Regions from separate parts of the Mus musculus genome. Here region 2 is linked to region 1. A link is a loop called in an ENCODE intact Hi-C map of the cell type or tissue named here. Cell type or tissue: heart. All regions are shown on one strand.

Region 1 (8,000 bases):
TTGTGCCCGTCCATGTTTTGTGATGTGACCCTTCCCTTCCTGTCACTCATCTCCATACCTGATCAAGAACAGGGAGGTGTCCCTTTATACACAATGTTCCTTCTATACCTTAAATTAGCCTGACCTGCCACTTCTAATTTTAAGAAATGTGGTTGTATGGGGTAGAGATGAATACCGAATTTCTATGAGGCACAAAACTTTTGAACGGTTCCTGTCCTCTGTGATAGTGAGTGTTAAAAGGGAAATCTCCAAAGAGCTAATTAGTAGACAAGTGGAGCTCAGCTGAACAAAGCTGAAAAGAGACTGGGTAAGGAAAAGGACCTGGCCATGGCTGACAAAATCAAAGCCCTGACAGAGAGCTGCCAGGAACCTTGGTCTGCTGACTGACAGGGACAATATAGAAGGGAGGAAGGAAGAAGGAGAAAAAGGGAAAGAAAGAAAGAAAGAAAGAAAGAAAGAAAGAAAGAAAGAAAGAAAGAGCCCTGTGAACCTGGCAGAGAGGGTCAACTACACTGTAGCTTCTCCAAAGAACACAGAGCTCCACCCCAAGGAAGTGGCAATCTTCCAGCAGACAAAACCCAAAGGCTTCGTTTGCCTACCCCAACTCCAAAGACACGAGCCAGCTTCAAGCAATATTCATAGAGGAGATGAGAAGAGGCCCAGGAGCTTTAAAAGTAACTCAGAAAGTTCTAGGCTGTATGGAGAATGTCTTTCTGGGATAGTGGGAAGAGGACTCATTCCCAGAAAGAGCCTGGCTGCTTCTGGGGCCCCAGGTGGATGGGCGGTGAGAGATGGCTGTGGATGGGCGATGGGCGGTGGAAGATGGTTGTGGATGGGCGATGGGCGGTGGAAGATGGCTGTTTGCTTGCCTACTAGGATGGACAGCAGGAGCCCAGCAGTCAGCAAAGGGTAGTCGGGAAGAAAAGGAGTGGCCTGGAAAGAAACTTGGGCATGCATATTAAAGAGGAAGCTGAGACAAAGGCAGAGTGACAGCCAGGGGCAAGCACGTGAGAAGAACCTGCTCTGTCCCTGAGAGGTAGCTGGCCAGCTAAGAGGGAGTCCACACTTGGAGAGACCCAGGTTCAGTGTCAGCTCCTAGCCTCCACATCAGTTGGTCCACAACTGTTTTTTACTCCAGTTCCAGGGGATCTGACACTGTCTGATGGCCCCCATGGGAACCTGGGGACACACACACACACACACACACACACACACACACACTTAAAAAGTAAAAGAAATAGAATTTTCAAGATGTCCGTTATCTATGTGAACAAAAAGCTTCATTCTAAAGCTAGAAGGTAGGAGTAGAAACACAAAGATGAAAGAGTTAGGAGAAAGCCTCTGTAATACACTAAGAAAAGAGGAGAAGCCAAAGTAGGTTTGTTTATATTAGAGTTAGGCACAAATATGTCTCACTCTAAAACCCCAAGGATACAATAATTAAAAAAAAAATCTTCTGTTCACTGGCTGATCATAAAACCTTCCTTGTCTTTATGACATCCTGCCACATACATTTTTGACCTGGGACAAACTACTTTTTAGAAAGAAGCCAGGCCTAAACAATGTGCTACAGTCAGAGTGAGGGACAAACTCGAAATCCAGCTCTTAAAAAACGTCCTGCTTTGAAACTCCAGTCCTTGCAACATACATTGGGTGGTTTTCATTAACCCCAGGTAAGGTCTTAGCTCCAGCCATGTTCTTCTCCTGGTTCCATGAAAGGCTGAAATCCGAATCGTACGAACACATCACTACTTGCAGATATGACTGCAGACTGGAGGGACACCACCTCAGAGAGACACGAGCCACCAGAGCAGGTGAAAGCTTCGAGATACAGGCCAAAAGGGTTTTGTTTGTTCATTTAGATAAGAGCACATAAATATTCTTACATCCAAGGAAGATGGATTTCTATTTTCTCTCTCAGATGCCAGCTCCCATAAACAAGTAGTGCCCAACAGAGGAGCCAGAAAGGGAATCGTATGTTTTATGTTCACCATAGCAGTGCATTCAAATCCTCCCTGCACGGTAACTCTACTCCCACACAAGAACGCGGGCAAGTTCAAAATCTACCCTGTACCAAACCTGGGGCAAGGAGAGGAATAACTTTCTCTGTTAATTTATGCTTGCAATTCAATATCTACTTTTGGAAAAATGAATGTGTACCAGGAGACAGTTTTTGAATGTATGCATTCATATTTAGAGTAGAATATTGTTTAAAGCTATTTCTAAAGCATGCTGCTTAAATACTATTACAAAGCACAGCCTAGCAGATATTTTATTTTGAATTCCCCTTAATCTACATCTACAGGAAAAAGAAAATAAGAGCTTTCTGTTGTTCACTTGGAAATGAAGCTGTTAATCTGCCCACAAGAGAGCAAATTGTACATTTATTTTCTTTAGAAATGGAAACAAAAAAGATTTTTTTTTTGGAAGAGCTCTTTTCAGGTTAAACTGGGTGTGTGTTCTCTGTGACTCATGCATGACTGTGGTCTTGATCATAGCAATAACAGAGACCTGGAGAGCGAGCCTCTAATACCCAGATCGAAGAGACAACAGAGAGCAAGGCTAGCCCAGAGGCTGAGCTGGAGGAGAGCCCAGGCTGCCTCGTCATTAGATGAGAAGAGATGAGGCTGGTGAAGTGCCACAGCATAGATTGTCTGTGTTCAGGTGAGCCCACTGCCACACTGCTCCACTGTTGCACAGGGTAGGTAGGGTCTTACAGGAAGGCTGCCTGTGTGCTAAATGAGCGCTTTCCACTGAAGCTGCGTCCCAGCTCCATCACTGTTTTGACCTCAAGTGAAAACTGGCTTTTCATTACTACCCAAGTGCCATAAGTAGTGTGTGTGTGTGTGTGTGTGTGTGTGTGTGTGTGTGTGATGTGATGTGTGTGTGTGTGTGTGTGTGTGTGTGTGTGAGAGAGAGAGAGAGAGAGAGAGAGAGAGAGAGAGAGAGAAATAATAGTATAATTAAGAACTGAACAATGGCAATAAAGTCTGACATGCCAGCATGGATGGGGGAAACTTCACATGGCCTCATCTCTAGATGAAGATCTACAGGCAGTTCATAATTGCTCAGACAACAGATAATCAGCCTTCCTGGGATAAAGCCTCTAACTGGTTATCCAATAGCAAGTGGTCGGTCCTATAACTATATACATTTGAGCAACATTAAACAGACCCAATACATTGTAATTATATATTTATAAATAGTATACCTGTGAAAAGAAAATCAGAGAAAGAAGAAAAAATTCTCACTGAGAAGAATTCTCTTCTGCATCTTCTGTAGTTCTTGTCTTCAACTGACTTCACGAGACACATCAGTTTTCAAACGGGAATCAAAGTTGATTAGTGGCTCACCCCTAGCACCAACAGAGCATCCTTTGTTCTTAACAAAAGGTTCAACAGGAATACCAGAGTTCATGAAGAAGACCCAGTAAGCTTTCTGTATCCTGCTTTGTTTTCTGTTGGCTGTTGTACCTACTTGATCAACCATTTATAATGTGTCAATGAAAACCTTTGTAAATTTTGATTGACAAATACAGTTTTAAAGTGTCCCTCTCTAAGTATGTCCGTGTGTTTGCATATTGAAGTAAGTTTTTCCTGTGGTTTCCAGGAATAAGCCTGAAATATTTGCTAACAAAATGGAAGAAAGTGGAACTACGGGATGTAGCTGCAGGTTACTGAAGCTGCACATACATGACTGCAGACAGTGGGGACTCTATGAGTGCTTCTCTGCCAGTTTTGTCTAACTCTTAGCAAATAAAAAAATATTATCCACCATCTAGAGAGATGGCTCAGTGGTTAAGAGCACTGGCTGCTGTTCCAGAGGTCCTGAGTTCAATTCCCAGCACCTACATGGTGGCTCACAACCGTGTGATCTGATGCCTTCTTCTGGCAAGCAGGTGTATGTGCAGATAGAGCACTCATATACAGAAAATAAATAAATCTTAAATCAAACAGTTAAAAATCGCGTTTATCATCATTATCATCATCACTATTTATTACTATTTGTGTGTGGTGTGTGGATATAGGAATGCATGTACATAGGAGCAGACATACATAAGAACGTATGCATATGTTCTATTGATACAGTGTGGAGGTCAGAGTTCTATCTTAGGGTAGCAGCCCTCTGCTTCCCTTCTCCTTTAAGACAGTCTCTGCCTATCGGCTATCTAGCCCTCTAGCTTCAATGGATTCTCTTCTCTCCTTCTGTTTCCCAGTAGGGGGCGCTGTGGTCACAGCTGCTTGCTGTGTCAGGATTTTAATTGGGTTCTGAGAATCTAAACTCAGCCCACAGCAGCCTTTTTGCTCACTGAGCCATCGCTTGAACCCTGGCTCTCTCTTAGCATTAATGTAGCCGGGTGCACATAGCTAACAAAACAGAATACAAAGTTTTTTAGACTGCACAGAGCAACTCCACATTGACTTCCTTTAATTTTCACTTTTCTAAAGGACAACGTAGCTTTTAGTTTACAAGGAAAAGAAAAAGAAAGTCAGGACAGGGCATAGTTCAGTAAAAGATCTTGTGTGTGGTGCTGGACTTGATCTTCCACAATCATCATCTTCACTATCATCATCATCATCATCATCATCATCATCATCATCTACCTCCACAATAAAACGACTACTACGACGACGACGATGATGATGGTGATGATGATGATGATGGTGATGGTGATGATGGTGATGGTGATGGTGATGATGGTGATGATAAATCACCAGCAGTAAAATCCATTACCTATCCTGTGATAATTTTAATATCCTTGGGGAAATTCACTAGAAGTTCTATGATGCTCTTCTGGTGCCCTGAAGTGCCAGTGTGCCTGGGCTTTGTCTTAGGGTACCTCAGTCCATCCTTTCCACTGGAGAAGCTGGTATAATCGCCTCTCCTTCCTTCTTCTATTCCATTAACACAATTTGGCAGCAGAGGAAAATGATGTTGCTGCTGTGATTGCTGGCAGCTTGCTTTGGGGGTCTGTAAGGTGGCTGTAGCCTCAGTGGAGTTCAGTGCAGACTCTGTTTGCCTGGTTATCAAAACACATTTACAGAACCACAGGAAGCTAAACAAACAAACAAACAAACAAACAAACAAAACAAAAAAACCCAAATCCATGAAGTCAGTGCAAGAAATGACAAGAACTTTTCCCCACATAGTTTTAGATTTAGGGCTCCTACATTTTCACAGTGGAATAAGTCAGAAAAAGCAACCTGTAAAGAGAATGCTTCTAACACAGCTAGTTCCGTCGTTACAGCCTAAGCTAAGCCAGCCACACTTAAAAGGATTTGCTTTCTTTAGTGGTATTTGTTCCCCTGTACATACAAAACAGGTGAGTATGATTCTATAGCATTATATTTTTAGTTTTACAGAACTAAAGAAAACAAAGGTCTTGATCATAAACCTGTTCAAGTTAACTTGAAGAACCAGATTGAATGAAATCTAGTAGTTTTCTGAGACTCGCTGAATTCAGCTCCGTGCTGTTCATGGAGGAAAGAATTAACAAGAATGTTCTCCCTGCAAAAATGGTGGTCAAATTAGTGTTTTCGTTCTAGTTCAGTTATAACAACATCACAGAAACTGTGAAGGCCAGGTGTATAAAAATGGCAGAAACAGTTGTCTAATAAGGTAATAAAAGATTAAAATTTAGTTTATTTAACTTCAAATCTTATCTCTAAAATGCTTGTGGAAACTATTGCTTTGGAATAAGTTTTGTCTAAATACATTAAATAGTCTGTCACTTTTGGATCTACAGTATCTTCTGTGTGTGTGTGTGTGTAGGTGTGTGCGTGTGAGTGTGTGAGTGAGTGCAAGGGTATTTGTGAGTGTGTGTGTGAGTGTATGTAAGTGTGTGTGTGAGTGTGTGTGTGTGTGTGTGAGTGTATGTAAGTGTGTGTGGGTGTGTGTGAGTGTGTGTGAGTGCAAGGGTATTTGTGAATGTGTGTATGTGTGTGTGTGTGAGTGTGTGTGTGAGTGTGTTAAATAGGTAGGTAGGTAGATAGATAGATAGATAGATAGATAGATAGATAGATAGATAGATAGACAGATAGATAGATATCATCCATTTAGCCTGAAAATAATTTAAAATGTTCCTACTGTGATGATTTGAATAGGAAAGATTCCCATAGACTCATGTGTTTGAACCTGGTCACCAGGGAGCGTCACCATTAGGAGGTATGGTCTTATTGGAGGAAGTGTGTCATTGAGGTTGGGCTTTGAGGTTTCAAATATTCAAGCCTGGGGCTGGAGAGACGTCTCAGTGGTTAAGAGCACTGGCTGCTTTTCCAGAGGTCTTGAGTTTGATTCCCAGCAACCACATGATGGCTCACAACCATCCGTGATGGGATCTGATGCCCTCTTCTGCAGTTTCTGAAGAGAGCAACACTGTGTTCAAATGTTCAAGCCTGGCCTACCCTTCCTTCCTTCCTTCCTTCCTTCCTTCCTTCCTTCCTTCCTTCTTTCCTTCCTTCCTGATGATTCAGATGTACAACTCTAAGCTACTTCTCTAGCACCATGTCTGCCTGCATGTCACCATGCTTTCTGTCATGATGACAATGGACTAAACTTCTGAACTGTAAGCCAGCCCCAGTTAAAGATCTCCCTTTATAAGAGTTGCTGTGGTCATGGTGTCTCTTCACAGCAAAAGAAATCCTAAGACACCTATCAAATGAGGGTTTTCTAAACAATTTTGGTATATAATTCTATATACTATATGTTACACACACACACACACACACACACACACACACACACACACACACATAATGGGATGAATAACTTCTGGTTCATCTTCTTAAGCCAGGATTTGTATGTCCCCAGTCACTGTTAAATTATATGACATAACCTCTGTTCTCATCCACTGCTAAGTTATACAGACATAACCAGTGTTGACTTCCTTCAGTATATGTCTCTGACCTAAATACAACATTTTCCCTCTTTTGTCAGTTTTATCTTTCAGTAATATGTTATTATGTTTTTCATACAGAATATTACCATCATTTTCTTGGAGTTGTTTTCCACTGCTGACTAATAGTGATGGCCAGTGTCCTAGGGCTCCAGTGAGAAGCATGGAGCCGCTGCTGCATCTGTGCAGGGACATTAAAGTGATCACAGAATAGGTGATTGCTGCTGCCGCCGGTGCTTTATTTATGCATTTATGTATGTTCAACATATTTTATAGATATACACATACTGTGATAATCAAAAATTTTAGCAGCTAATTTGATGTAGACATCAACCAGTCAGGGAACATGGCTGTTGGATATATCAATAAGGATACCAACTAAATATTTGGTTTAGCTACTCTGCCTAAATACCAACTGAATGAATACTAACTCTATTCATACAGATTTCCCAAAGTGAACTAACTCATTGTGGAAAATATGTGTATCAACAACAACAAAGAAACTTCTGTTGAATTTAGTGTTTGTGTGTTTATGAAGGTATATCTTTTTTTCTCTCTCTCTGTTGTTATGATAAAATACTCCAACAAAAAAAGCAATTTAGAGGAGAGAGGGTTTATTTTGCCTTATAGTTCCAGAGTCTACTGTGGCACTGAACATATGACAATAGGCAGGAAAGACTTGGTAGAAGGAACAGCAAGCTGGTTGGCTATTAGAGTGCACCCCCAAACAAGGCAGGGAGAGGAGAGAAGGAGAGGGAGGGAGAGAGAGAGAGAGAGAGAGAGAGAGAGAGAGAGAGAGAGAGAGAGAGAGAAGCCAGGCTCAATGCTCACCCTAACCCCTGTGATGGACTGCAACAGAACTCCATCTCCTTAAGTTTCCATAACCTTCACAACTGCGCCACCAGCTGGGGACCAAGGGTTCAAGCACCTGATCCTGTAGGGACACTGACCATCTGACTCACAGCAGTACCTGCACACGTGTCTGTGTGCATGCACATGGGGATGTAGACTTTTAAGACATTTCTTCAACATACATCACTCCAAAAGCCATGACTGGGATAGCACAAGGTGTTAGAATAGTCCTTGAAAGGTATTTAAGATATTA
Region 2 (8,000 bases), 490 kb before region 1:
AGATGCTAATCCTTTTATCTACGATGTAGTTGGGATGGCTAGAGAAGGGAGTAGCTGCAAACCATGGTGTGCCCAGGTACCAGTCTGGCTCCTTAGCACAGAGGACAATGTGATGAACATAAGAGCTCACATGCTGAGGGACCGGAGGCAACTTGGGTTGCAAAGCTAGGAGAGAAAGAAGACAGTTGCCCAAAATCTGTCTTATTCCTCAGTTGAGGAGCAAGTGTTTTATGTTTTTAATTGTGTGTACATGTGTTGGTAAATGCGTACAGTATGTAAGGGTACCTGTGGATACCAGAGGTATAGATTCCCTTGCAGCTGGGGTTATTGGTGACTTCAGCCCCCAAGAGCAAGGGGCTTTTTAAGTCAAAGTACAAGGAAGTGGGAACAAAGGAGTGTAAATGAAATCAAGAAGTTATTTTTGAATTTCAGGCAGCAAGCATACCAGGATTGGCTGCTGACATGAGCTGAACCTCCCAGGAAATAGTTTCCATTATCAATAACACCCTCAAACTGGCTAATGACTTTCCTCCACCTTCATGCAAGAATGCAAGATGCTTAAAAGCTGTTTGTGTTTCTGCATTCCGTGAAACTACCTGGGAGCTACAGTGTTAGCAAGCTTCTACGCTCTAGCAATGTTTCTGTGAACACAGAAAAGGTTATAATTACTATGAACTGCCAATTTACCCTTCAGGTCCCCTGTGTCAATGGTGCTGTTAGTTATGAAAGAAAAACATGTAGATTTTGTCTTTCTTGAGGGGAAAAATCTATACTTCCAAAGTTTGAGAGCCCAGCATTATCTTGTGCTGGACCCAATAATTCAGAAAGAGTATAGAGAGGTGACTAGACTTTTGATAGATCTGTGGCAAATTAGTGGGTAGCAAATACCCGATGAAGAAAATTCCTAGGAAGTTTCAGCACCTTTCCCCACTGTTAGCTCAGAAACACTAAGTAAGGAGCCTAGTGCTTGCCTCTTACTCCTGGTACTAAATCCTCTTCTCTTCTTACCAGGGCCGCCACAATTGCAGGACAGAAGAATATTGATTTCACAGGAAGTAGGAGATGGCTACTCCTGCAGGAAGGAAGGGGCCCCGACCCTGCTGGCTATGAAAACAGGAAACCATCCAGGCTGGTCTTGAATTTACTATTTAGCACAAATTGGTCTTGATTTCATCATCTTCCTGCCTCTTGAATGCTAGGGACAGGAGATACTCAGAACAGATTTTTCTCCATTTGAAAGAGAACGTAGACATTAGGCTTAAGGGGGTTCATTATCAAGCATTGAGCCCTGTGGTGGGGTTGTAGCTTTGTGGGTGGAGTGCTTGCCTGGCAGTCAGGAAGCTTGGGTTCTATCCCCAGCCCTAAACAATCAGGCATGACAGTCTGTGACCACAATACCAGCACTTGGACATATGAGGCAGGGGGATCAGAAGAACAAGGTCACTCTTGGCTACTTGAGACATTTCAAAAAAAGATTTTATATGTATATATTATATATGTATATATTATATATGTACATATACACATCTATTCACAAAAGTGTGTTCATAGCTATGCATTTAATATTTTATATTTTATTGCACATTTACATGTATATCATATAAAATTAATACATTATGTTCTATTTATTTAAATATTTATAATGTATGTATTAGATGTTATATGCTTATATATAATTGTATATGCTATATTTATATCCAACATATTTACATTATTGTTTAATACACACACATATAACATATATAAATAATATAAATCTAACAGGCCTCAAGACTTTAGCACAACTGACTCCATGATGGAAGTACCATTCAGACTTTGGAACCCAGCATGGAACCAGCACCGCCTCCTAAAACTAAAGGCCTAATCCATCGAAGTCCATAATCCCAGGAAATCCCTGACTGCACTAACCTTGTGTTTTGGCTTCTTCACTTCTGGCTAACTGCTCATGTTAACTGAATGTGGCTTCTGTGCTGAAAGCTCAACCTGAGAAAGGCTCAGTGGTACACTAAGATCCCCGGCATAGTCACCACAAAGCTGATAAAGACTTTCTATTGGCTTAAACCCTTGGCTGAGCAGTCTTCTCTGTTGGATACCCCAACAGGAGCAGATAATTAGATTTTTCTCATGTTCAAATACTTAAACTGCAGCAAGAGGACATTCTGATGTGTTTCAAATTTCAGTGGCAAATAAATAGATGTGAAGGAACTTAACTTTTAAAACCATTCATTTCTGTAGGGGACAATGAATGTCTATGAACCTTCTCTCAAGATGCAGAGGCACAAAGATTCTGAATTCTAAGATTCGAAGTCTTTAAGTTTAGATACAGAGACCCTATGCCAATAAACAACAAGCAAGCAAGCAAATAAAACCAAGGGTTAGGTGTGCTTTTCTGTGATACACTGTTGCTTCCTATGCCCACACTTTTGAATTTTGTCTCCATCACTGAAAAAAAAAACAAAAAACAAAACAAAACAAAACAAAAACCCGAAACCAACCCCCCAGCATCCCCAGTGTTGGCGTTGATAACTGTAAGCCAGCCCTGTGTGTGTGTGTGTGTGTGTGTGTGTATGTGTGTGTGTATGTGTGTGTGTGTGTGTGTATGTGTGTGTGTGTGTATGTGTGTGTGTGTGTGTGTGTGTGTATGTGTGTGTGTGTGTATGTGTGTGTGTGTATGTGTGTGTGTATGTGTGTGTGTGTATGTGTGTGTGTGTATGTGTGTGTGTGTGTGTATGTGTGTGTGTGTATGTGTGTGTGTATGTGTGTGTGTGTGTGTATGTGTGTGTGTGTATGTGTGTGTGTATGTGTGTGTGTGTATGTGTGTGTGTGTATGTGTGTGTGTGTGTGTGTGTATGTGTGTGTGTATGTGTGTGTATGTGTGTGTGTGTGTGTGTGGGTCACAGGCAGAGAGTCCTGAGATCCAAACAACACAAGGGCAAGACCTTGTCTCAAAAAACAACAGTAGCAAGAAAGTACTTGCTTTGCAGAAAAAGAAGAATCAAATTATCTCGAATTTGAAGACTACAACAAAGTCTTACGATAAAGGCATATTTTTTCTTTTGACCATTTTCTTGTATACAAAGAGAAAAGATTCATCCCATAGCTGACAATTACTTAATGTAACTTCTTTGTATCCTTGCTTAAGAAGTTTTTAAAAAAGGCCTGGCAGTGGTGACTCGTGCCTTTAGTCCCAGCACTCAGGAGGCAGAGGCAGGCAGATCTCTAAGTTTGAGGCCAATCTGGTCTACAGAGTGAGTTTCAGGACACCCAGGGCTACACAGAGAAACCCTGTCTCAAGAAACCCAAAAGAAAGAAAGAAAAAAAGGAAATATAACCACTAAAGTCAGAAAAAGGGGAGTGTTTGCCAGGCGTATGACTGTGTTCTTAATCTCAACACCCAGGAGGCAGAGGCAGGGTGATCTTTTGTGAGTCCTTGTCTACATAGCCAGTTCCAAGACAGCCTGTACTACACAGTGCTACACACACCCTGTTCCCGGTCTAGAAAAGAAAATAGAGGAGTATTAAGAAAGAATATGAAGGCTCAGGATTCTGTTGTTGTAACGACGCACCAGCAACACCACAGAAGTATTATTAAAAGGAATATTGCTGTTAAACACCTTAAAATTCCATGTGTGATGATTATGCTTGCAGGCAGGCACTATGGATTCTTCGCTGTTGTTTTCTACCTTTTATTTCCATCCGCCCCGCTGAACCACGGCAGGAAACAGAAATGACCGCCAGGTTGCGCTGTAGTTCCACAGCAGTGGAATCAGGCTGGGCTCCGAGGCGTTCGTGAAGATCTGTGTGGCTGTGGTTTTTCTGCTTTTGAAGCCTGGTGGGAGGAAATATTTCACAGGAAAACAGAAAACACTTTGCTGAAAACAGTCCCAAATTTACTGTGATTTAGAGATCGGTTATTCGTGGGGGAAAAATTCAAGGGGGGGGGGGGTCCTCTGTAGCATTTCTTAGAGAAAAGGGCCTTAAACTCAGCTTTGCTGGGTGAAAGGTTATTCCTTCTGGACAAAGAAGAGACCAGACAATCCCGTTGAAAGTTAGTTTCCTATATTATCTAGTTGTTGATGGATAATACTATTTTTAAAAGTTCCAAGATAGGGTATATTTATTTTTTTTTAAAAAAACATAAACACTTCAACTTTTTTTTCCTCAAGCGTTTTCCTTCCTTCTCTTTCTTCCAAAATGTCAATATTTATGAACCAGGGGTTGTGGGAAATGTTACCTAGAACTGGAAAAGTCAGAGATTGTCTGTCCCTGGGGACTTGAGTCTGAGTGCCAGAGGGCAGTGTGTGGCTGGAGGGACATAGTCCTTCCTTCTTGGCACCCTGTGGTGAACTCTTTGAAATGGAAGAAAATGATGTTTTCTGCTTCATATGCAGACGCCTCAAGACCAGCAGTGGCTGCAAGTTTCTGTATATCATTGTGCTATAAAAACAAGCATAGTTACAGTGAAAACTGTCCCGGCAGAGCCAGTGCCTAAGGTCCACAAACCAGCATTTCTGATTACATTAGGATCTGCATAGTGTTTGTTTAGGCCACGACAAGACTCAACAAAGGCAAGCACAAATCATGGAATATTAGTAAATTGTAGTGCTTATATTTACTGTGAGGATTTTTTTCTCCCTTTAAGATGATGAGGAAATAAAGAACATTATTTTTAATCTGAATAGTTGGTTCCTTTCGCACTGCCAGTTGCTAGGTTGTGAGATAGAAATGAAGCCACAAGTAGGCAAATGTTACTCGGCAGAATAAGAAGAATCAGGATGTAGAGCTGTTACCTGAGAGTCACTAACAAAAGAAAGAAAGAAAGAAAGAAAGAAAGAAAGAAAGAAAGGAAGGAAGGAAGAGAGAGAGAAAGAAAGAAAGAAAGAAAGAACGAAAGAAAGAAAGGAAGAAAGAGAGGAAGAAAGGAAGGAAGGAAGACTTAGAAACAAAGGTCACACAGTAAAACCGCCTCTAAGATCAAGTGAAGACTCTTGCCATGGTCCCAGCCCCACCCTTGTCTTACATAAAGGTGGCCCCCCTTACTCTTTCTTTACATTTATGTCTGTAACCCTTTGCCTCTTAAATATTTAAGTCTCCGGGTATCTGTTCTCTAATCACTAATCATGATTTTTTTCCCTTTGTTCTATGTGCTTTAGCAGTTTTTATTTAGCTTGCTTTATTTTTAAATGTCCCACCAAAACACTTAACTGGTATCCAAAAAGCTTGCTGTATAAATAGTGAGATAAAAATTCATAGAACATTTTATTTTCCTAGGTCAGGAAGTGATTGCCTTGTTTCATTTTTGGAAAAGAATGACAAGAGAATCACTGAGATTAACAGAGAAGCAGAAGTCCCTGCTTCTTGGAGAAGCGAAGAGCTCTCCAGAAGACACTCCACTTCCTAAACACATGTCCCTCCAGTGTGACCAGCTTATTGTGGACAGTTTCCTCTCACTTGTCACAGGCTGCCACTGTTTGCTGTTCTAGTCCCCAGCTTCATTTTCCTCATCTGTAAAGGATGGAAACATTTAGCCCAGAGCTGTGGAGACCATGGAATTTGTAACAGACTCGGTCCTTAGCGTGCCCTAATGTCCTGTGTATGTTTGCTCTTCTGACTTTTCCTCATTGGTAGAAAAACAAGAAACAAACGCAATTTTATCTCTCTATATACCTTTTTAAGTATCAACATGAAACTTGGGTCGTAACTTGTACAGTAGTAGCTAATGTTTCCAGCGTGTGCCTTCTTTTGTATACGGGTGGTGGTGGAGCTTGGGTTCACTGTTCCATAACTAGTCAGCCACTCTGAGAATGAGGATGGATCCATCCCTCACACCCAACAGCTTTGCATCCAGGGACAAAAGCTGCAAGCCTTTGATTATGGTCAGAAGGATGGAGTTTGACTCATACCTCTGTCCTGTGGGAAGAATGACATTCTGAACTGCCAGCCACTTTGTAAGATTTCTATCAGCTGGAGGCTTTCCCATAAAGAACAGTGACATACCATTGCCCTCTCCCTTGGGGAGTTAATTCACGTGGTCTGTGTTTAATTTAAAAAAAAATTTAAGATGTATATTTTATATGTGTGATGTGAGTGTTTTGCTCAAATGCATGTATGGGCAACCACATGCATGCCCAGTGCCTGGGGAGGTCAGAAGAGATGTCAGACCTGGAGCTGATGTACAGGCTATGAGCTGCATGTGGGTTCTGAGAATCAAACCCAGATCCTTGGTAAGAGTAACTGCTCTCAAGCTCTGACCTCTGCTTCAGAGTCCTTTGAAAACAGCACTGTGATCTCTGACACTGCACACTCTCACTCCTGAGTGTGCTGTACATCACCCTACAATCAAGTCTGTCTTCTACACTCTGCCCCATGCGTCAAAGTGATCCCAAGGACCTGGAGCTGGAAGGAAGCCGAGGGCATCCCAGCAACATTTCATGGGTTGCACCTCCAGCCTCAAGACGGTTCTCGTCTCACCCAGTCACACACATGCTAAACAGAATTAGTACTGAGAACAAGCCTCGGAACTCACACTTGGGGATTCTATTGTATGTTAATATATTTTGTCCATGTGCATATGTATATTTGTGTTTAATTTGTGATTAATTTATCATTGTTTTAGGATTTATATAAACCCTATGTTTATATGTATTAGCTGTGCATAGACTATGACTTGGTTTTGATATATTATATGTTTTAAGGATGCATTTGAAGGTTTTCTATTTCTGTTCAGTCCAAAAATGGAGTTACTACATAAAATTGGATTCTACATTAAGCTGAAAAAGAGCCAACTCCCTTTAGCCAACTACCAATGATATAGTGTGTGAAACTCAAGCAAGGTTAAAAATAGCCCGTTTTTCTTAGGAAATAAAAACCCATATATTCAAATTAATGGCATCTTTTCGAGGAGTTGCTTTGGAAGGTTAGACACTTCTTTTAACAGGTCTGCTGCTGTTCCAGATTTTTTAGGGGCTTCTTTTGGAATTAGTTTTAGTATTTGCTAAGGAATCCTGTTAACCATGCAACCACAGTCCAGCACCTGAAAAACTGAGGCACAAGGAGCTTCAAGCCAACCTGGACTACAGACCATGCCTCTGTCTCTGTCTCTGCCTCTGTCTACTCCTCTCCATGTCCACCTCTCCCTTCCCCCATGTCCCCTTTCTCTTCCCTCTTTCATAAACACCCCTGTACTCACACTCACATGCACATATCCACACAAAGAAACAGAGAAATAAAAACAAAAAACAAAAAAAGTGAAGCTGGGTCTGATTGTATCAGTCTTCTTATATTTAGGCTAAGTGATTTTATCTCTTAACTGGAGTCTAGAGATGTTCTAAAAATCCATAGCAGTTTGCTGACTGCTTTTATTGAACATCATTCATACGTGTAGACAAATTCAGGTAGACTTGTTCAAATGAAGTGGCATGGTTGGTAGTCACATCTTTTAGATGTAAATATTCATGGCATAACATGAGGGTTCTCATAAACAGATAGCTGCAATTATTTAAAAAGAAGCCATCGTGAGGTTTTCACCAGGAGTCTGCTGTATTCAGTTACAGAGTCCAGAAACTTCTGAGGGGAAAAGAACAATTCAGTCTTCCATGCCAAGACCACGCCTGTGAGGCTCCTTCACCCTCACATGGATTCAGTTAGTCACTGCACTGCCTTTGCATACGAGGAAATCTAAGCCAGTCATTGAGGGGCAAAGGTAGGAAGACTTCATTGTCCATACTGTGGAGCAGAAGCAGGAAGACAACACGAACTTGTTTGAGGAAGAATCCAGACTTGAAGATCGCAGGATCTGAGTGGTAGCAGTCAGAGAGAGGCTACATGATCTGAGTGAATTTGTGTCTGGCTATGAGTTTAAAAAGACAGAGATCAGTATTAAGAGAGAAGCTAGAAGAAAACAAGTGAAGCCCCAAGGCCTTTGCTTAATGACCTTCCTCAGACCAAATTACACTGGGGATTGCGCAGTAGCTGAGATCCGGGACATAGACTAAAGCCCC

Evidence for each region. Peaks named below come from ENCODE experiments on the same cell type or tissue, not always from the same donor. Only the 100,000 strongest peaks of a DNase experiment are listed, where the experiment ranks them.
Region 2: it touches region 1 in a loop (2.8-fold over the local background); 3 of 42 quality-filtered maps call a loop at or near these places.

Annotation. Positions count from the first base shown.
Region 1 is chr8:78,120,221-78,128,220 of GRCm38, forward strand. No RefSeq gene overlaps it. Among named protein-coding and RNA genes, the nearest start is that of Gm6360, 52 kb to the left of the region's middle. In heart, CTCF peaks have their summits at 4,221 (motif pointing right) and 7,830 (motif pointing left); no DNase peak of the experiment used is centred here.
Region 2 is chr8:77,626,595-77,634,594 of GRCm38, forward strand. It overlaps 1700092C02Rik (RIKEN cDNA 1700092C02 gene), which reads left to right. Exons shown (of 3, transcript NR_045467.1): 2 at 1,012-1,128; 3 at 2,236-2,363. Among named protein-coding and RNA genes, the nearest start is that of 4933431K23Rik, 5.3 kb to the right of the region's middle. In heart, a CTCF peak has its summit at 3,736; no DNase peak of the experiment used is centred here; H3K27ac peaks cover 528 bases.